2 separate regions of the Homo sapiens genome follow, and region 2 is linked to region 1. A link is an interaction called in ENCODE POLR2A ChIA-PET data of the cell type or tissue named here. Cell type or tissue: endothelial cell of umbilical vein. All regions are shown on one strand. Links, peaks and the distances in the headings refer to the core of each region. The heading gives the core; the rest is flanking DNA. Region 1 holds the start of LOC124900782 (a long non-coding RNA gene). Region 2 has its middle 34 kb from the start of RAB33B-AS1.

Region 1 (2,926 bases), core at 206-2,705:
CACCGCTATCCATTTCAGGGAATTTTTCATCACTCCAAATAGAAACTGTATCCATTAACAATAACTTCCCATCACCTTTCCCCGCCTGCACCTGATAACCTCTATTCTACTTTGTCTTATGAATTTACCATTTCAGGTATCTTATATAGATGGAATTGTGTAATATTTGTTTTTTTGTGTGTGTCTGGCTTATTTCACTTAACATAATGTCTTCAAGGTTCATCCATGTTGTAGTACGTATCAGACATTCATTCTTTTTGAAGACTGAATAACATTCCATCGTATGTACATACCACATTTTGATTATCCACTCATCTATTGATGGACATTTGGATTGTTGCTACCTTTTGGCTATTGTGAATAATGCTGTACCTGAGTAACTTTATATTAAAATCACCTTAGCCAACCAGCTCTTGACTGAATTCCCACAGAAACATACAGAAACCTGAAAATTTTTATAGTGTCCTCTTTTTGTTCTGGGAGTTTTGCAGAAGAGATGATATCATTTAAAGAGACCAGATTAGCAACAAACAGAATTTTTGAATAGAAAACTAAACTGATATAAAATTAAGTTAGGCTTAAAGATAACTTAGATAGATATTTTGTTTAAATATCTTTTAAACTCTTAATATGTACTGAACTTTAAAAGTTTTATAATAATGGAAACTTACCCTTATATAAATCTTCAAAATATATGAGGTACATTCTCATCCATTATCCTTACATCATCTCATCCACCGCTGGGTATGGTGGCTTACGCCTGTAATCCCAGCACTTTGGGAGGCTGAGGCAGGTGGATCACTTGAGGTCAGGAGTTTGAGACCAGTCTGGACAACATGGCAAAAGCCCATCTCTACTAAAAATACAGAAATTAGCCAGGCATGGTGGCACGTGCCTGTAATCCCAGCTACTCTCGGGAGGCTGAAGTAGGGGAATTGCTTGAACTCAGGAGGTGGAGGTTGCAGTGAGTGAGCTGAGATCACGCCACTGCACTCCAGCCCAGGAGACAGAGTGAGACTCCATCTCAAAAAAAAAAAAAAAAAAAGGCACCCATTATCTAAATAAACTGTCACTGACTTATAAGGTTATAAATATATTTCCTCTAAAATATAATATAAAGAAGTTTCATAATACATGTAAGAATTCCCTTCAGTGCATTTATTTACCTTTTCAAGATAGTAGTCAAAGCAGCTTTACTCATAATACAGGGAAATGTCCCTCCTGAAAGTTAACCACTGAGCTATTTGGTCACAAAGCACATTATTCTAAAACCAGTATTATTCCAGAACCCTGAGCATATTTTACAGTATTTCCAGCCCATTGTATTCTAGCCAGTTGTTCTGTATCACATCCTTACCAACATAAGCTATTGTTTAGCAGCCAACTCCCCAGCATTGTTATTATAGATGAATGTGTTCCTTCCCAGAACAGCCCACTGCAGACAGGTGGACATGGTAATTACGGAGGCTCCATCTGTTAGTGGTGCTGGATATACTGGGATCTCTGTTTGAACTTAGATCCTTTGAGTATTTGGGCAGATGCATGTTGGAGGCTAGAGAAATATTAATGCAGACAGCGCTACATACATTTTTGTTGCATTGAACAAATCAATTTAACTCAATTAACATTTATTGAGTACTTGCTAAGACTCAGGCACTGTGTTGGATTCCAAGCATGCGATTCAGCTCATGGATATATGGAGAGAGCAGAATGAAAACATTTTTACTGTCACACAAAAGGTTTGAGACTCAAACTCATAGTAGATTAAATCTAAGAGATCTGAGAAGTCATCTACTCCACTTCCTCCTATAACAATGAGCAAACGATATCCTTTACAGATAGCATATTTAAAACAATATAGATGGTTTTGGAACAGAGATTTAAGCTGATGTCTTAATATCAACTTAGTTTAAAAATATTTAGGATAAAAATTTTGTTTGATATTAATTTATGATCCTCATAAGGATCTGAGTTACAAACATTCTATAATAATATATCTCACAATTAAACAAAGTGAATTAACCACCATGGCATAGCTATTCTGTTCTGGTCTGTATTTTCAGATATACAGCATTTAAAATGTTATATACTTGCTGCTTATAAGCTACCCAGACAGCAACAAAACAAATGGAATGTACAAAGTGTGGAACTAAGCCAAAAGCCCTTCTTTTTCTCTTTGTTACATGATTTTTCAAAGCTATTAATACTGTTAACATTGCACTGGATAGTAGAATTCTAGTTCTGGTAGAACTGGTTTTCTTTTCTTTCTTTCTTTTTTTTTTTTTTGAGACGGAGTCTTGCTCTGTCACCCAGGCTGGAGTGCAGTGGTGCAATCTCGGCTCACTGCAAGCTCCGCCTCCCGGGTTCACGCCATTCTCCTGCCTCAGCCTCCCAAGTAACTGGGACTATAGGCGCCCACCACCAGGCCAGGCTAATTTTTTTTGTATTTTTAGTAGAGACGGGGTTTCACCATGTTAGCCAGGATGGTCTTGATCTCCTGACCTTGTGATCCGCCCGCCTCGGCCTCCCAAAGTGCTGGGATTACAGGCGTGAGACACCGCGCCCGGCAGAACTGGTTTTCTTTAAGAATGCTGATGAGGATGGGTGGGCATTACCTCACTGGTAGAGCCATTCTTACTTATCCAAAGAAACGAAACACATTTATTCATAGTAGAGCTACCTACTGTGCTATGCTCTTGAGCCACACCTCCCTCCAGCCCCTCTACCTTAAATTTAGAGTTACAGGTTCATTGGAAAGAGCATCAACCCAACCTGCTTACATCAGAGACCTGAACACTCAGTGTGACTGTGCGAACTCCCCGTACAGGACATTTATTAATGCTAGTATGCACTTTCTCCCTCTTAGTAATAACATTCCAGAGTCCTCTTGGGGAGAAATCTCCATTGACTTTGTGGAACTGCAAGG
Region 2 (2,926 bases), core at 91-2,590, 370 kb before region 1:
CAGGCTGGTCTCGAACTCCTCACCTCAGGTGATCTGCCTGGCTCGACCTCCCAAGGTGCTGGGATTACAGGCATGAGCCCCTGTGCCCAGGCTCCCACTCCTCTTAATCTGTGTTGACCCTTCCACTGTATTGTCATCAGTCAAATCCCCTAATCCTTAACACCTTTTCTAAACATTCCTTTCATTTTCTTACTCTAACCAAAACCTAACCATCTCCTAATAATATTGCTTTCCTTGCAATACTCTCAAATTGTGTCTGCTTTTAAAAATTACTCAACCCACTTACCAAAGGAGCCTAGAGATGAGGTAGGTGTCCTGCTTATTCCCCACTGCCAATTCCAGACCTTTTTTCTCCTTTGAAAATTCTAGTTCCCTTGACCATATCATCCATTCTCCTTTTTTTTTTTACAGTCGTCTACTGTCTTCCTGGTCTCTCACCCTCATTGCAGAAGAGCTTAGCATGCAGTGTCTTGTTTTCCTTTCCACTGCTACTGCTGTCATTATTCTTTTTTTTTTAGATGGAGTCTCGCTCCGTTGCCCAGGCTGGAGTGAGTGCAGTGTCGCGATCTTGGCTCACTGCAAGCTCCGCCTCCTGGGTTCAAGCAATTCTCCTGCCTCAGCCTCCCGAGTAGCTAAGACTACAGGTGCCTGCCACCACGCCAGGCTAATTTTTTGTATTTTTAGTGGAGACAGAGTTTCACCATTTTAGCCAGGGTGGTCTAGATCTCCTGACCTCGTGATCCGCCTGCCTCGGCCTCCTGAAGTGCTGGGATTACAGGCATGAGCCACCGTGACCGGCCAGCTGTCATTATTTTTAACATTAACAATTCATCTATTACCTTAGCTATGGATGGTGCTATGTAATTTGCCCTGCCTGCTCCTTCACCTTCACATCCTGCCACTCTCCCCTGTTAAGTCAGAAACTGTGAAGTGTCTTAGAGTTTGTCCTTCTTGCAAGCTAATAGGTTAGCTTGCCACAGTTTCATATACATATACTGCCAGAAGACACCAGACTGCTGGGCTGGTGCCATAAAAGATTTGCTACTGAAAGCACAAAGCATTTACAACACCTTGTGTCATTTCCCCATGCCCCATTTCCCGTAAGGCAACAGATGTTTCCTGTGCAGTGGGTTGCATCACAGGAGAAGAATCTTAAATTTAGAAGCCTCCAAGCTTTTATCAAAGCTGCTGGTGACCTACCCATTCCTCCCATTCAGGAGAGAAATTATTCATTATCTTGAAATGTAAGTGAATTTCCTCTGGGAAGAGGAAGAAGGCCCCTCTAGGTTTATCACCCTGGAATGTAACACACTCTGGGGTTTGGGAGGTGGATATTAATATCATTATGCGCTTTCTCACCTACAGAAGACTAGTCTGAACTTGTGGCAGGAACCTAGCCAGCTTGATTGCCTGCTAAAACAAAAATATCAACATTCTTAATAGGATTTAAATAAGATCCAGCATCTCAAAACAGAATATTCAAAATATCCATGATACGGTCCAAAATTACAAAGCAAACAAACAAAAAAAAAAACAACAAGAAAATCTCAATTCATATAGGGAAAAAAAAGGACAATGCTGAGATAACACAGATGATAAAATTGTCTGATGAAGGCTTTAAAGCAACTACTAATATTTGTTAGGAGTCTATTCTCCATTGGTCTCTTGCATTTCTACAGGTGTTCTAGGCAAAGGCATTAACAGCTTTTTCTCTGAACTATCTTTTTTAGCTGTTTGTATAGCAAACATCCTTGGAAGATAGAATGTCTTCCTTTGGGACCAAGGACAGATTTTTTTCCTTCCAGGATGAAAAAAAAAAGATAATGTCTCTCTCCAGGGCAAGGCTGGGCAGGTTTGCTGGCCCTTTATTGAAGACTGGTGTTTCCCACAGCATTCATAAATCCCACTACATATACAGGTATCACCAGGCCCTCACAGCATCACTGTGTGGGAACTGAGGCTCAGAAAACTGGGTTAAATGCTGATACTCTGCCTCCTGCTATTCGTGTGGGTAATAAACTGTCCTTTGTCTCTGACCCAGGAGTCTCGTGTCTTCTGTCACTATTCATGAAATTGTGGCAGCCTAACTTGTTAACTTGCAAGTAAGGTAAAATATCAGACCCTCCAAAGTTCTTGACTTTGTTATAACAATTCTCCTACAAGCAGTCACAAGCATTTTTGAAGCCAATAAGAAAAAAATAGAAAGTATCAGCAAATAAATAGAAGACATAAAGAAGAATCAAATGGATATTTTAGAACAGAAAAATACAATAGCCAACATTTAAAAAAAATTCACTGGATGGTTTCAATAGCAAGGTAAACATGACAGAGTCAATGAACTTGTAAATAGATCAATAAAAATTAACCAATCTGAACAGCAGAGAGAAAAAAGATTTGAAAAAACAATGAGTAGAATCTCAGAGACCTCTCGGATAATGACAAAAGGTGCTGAAAAATTTAGAATAATGGAAGAAAAGGTCTCAAATTTGGCAAAAGACAAATCTACAGATTTAAGAAGTTCAACAAACCCCAAACAGGTTTAACACATAAATTTATACCCAAACACATCACAATCAAAATGCTGAAAATGAAGACAAAGAAAAAAATCTTGGAAGTAGCTAGAGAAATTCAAAGTACTACCTACACACAAACAATCTGAATCACAGCAAATCTCTCAGCAGGATCCATGCAAACCACAGAAGTGGCACAATAATTTTTTTTTTTTTTTGAGACGGAGTCTTGCTCTGTCGCCCAGACTGGAGTGCAGTGGTGTGATCTAGGCTCACTGCAAGCTCTGCCTCCTGGGTTCATGCCATTCTCCTATCTCAGCCTCCCAACTAGCTGGAACTACAGGCACCTGCCACCACGCTCGGCTAATTTTTTTGTATTTTTATTAGAGACGGGGTTTCACCATGTTAGCCAGGAT

Evidence for each region. ChIA-PET counts read pairs that join two places held together with the same protein. Peaks named below come from ENCODE experiments on the same cell type or tissue, not always from the same donor. Only the 100,000 strongest peaks of a DNase experiment are listed, where the experiment ranks them.
Region 2: POLR2A ChIA-PET joins it to region 1 with 5 read pairs; 1 of 35 experiments calls an interaction of 5 or more read pairs at or near these places.

What each region holds. Positions count from the first base shown.
Region 1 is chr4:139,790,477-139,793,402 of GRCh38, forward strand. The region is part of intron 2 of MAML3 (mastermind like transcriptional coactivator 3); the gene reads right to left. LOC124900782 (a long non-coding RNA gene) reads right to left here and starts at 813. Exons shown (of 2, transcript XR_007058277.1): 1 at 672-813. In endothelial cell of umbilical vein, for the core only: no CTCF peak of the experiment used is centred there; a DNase peak (open chromatin) is centred at 1,365; H3K27ac peaks cover 523 bases.
Region 2 is chr4:139,418,511-139,421,436 of GRCh38, forward strand. No RefSeq gene overlaps it. Among named protein-coding and RNA genes, the nearest start is that of RAB33B-AS1, 34 kb to the right of the region's middle. In endothelial cell of umbilical vein, for the core only: no CTCF peak of the experiment used is centred there; a DNase peak (open chromatin) is centred at 1,091; H3K27ac peaks cover 2,500 bases.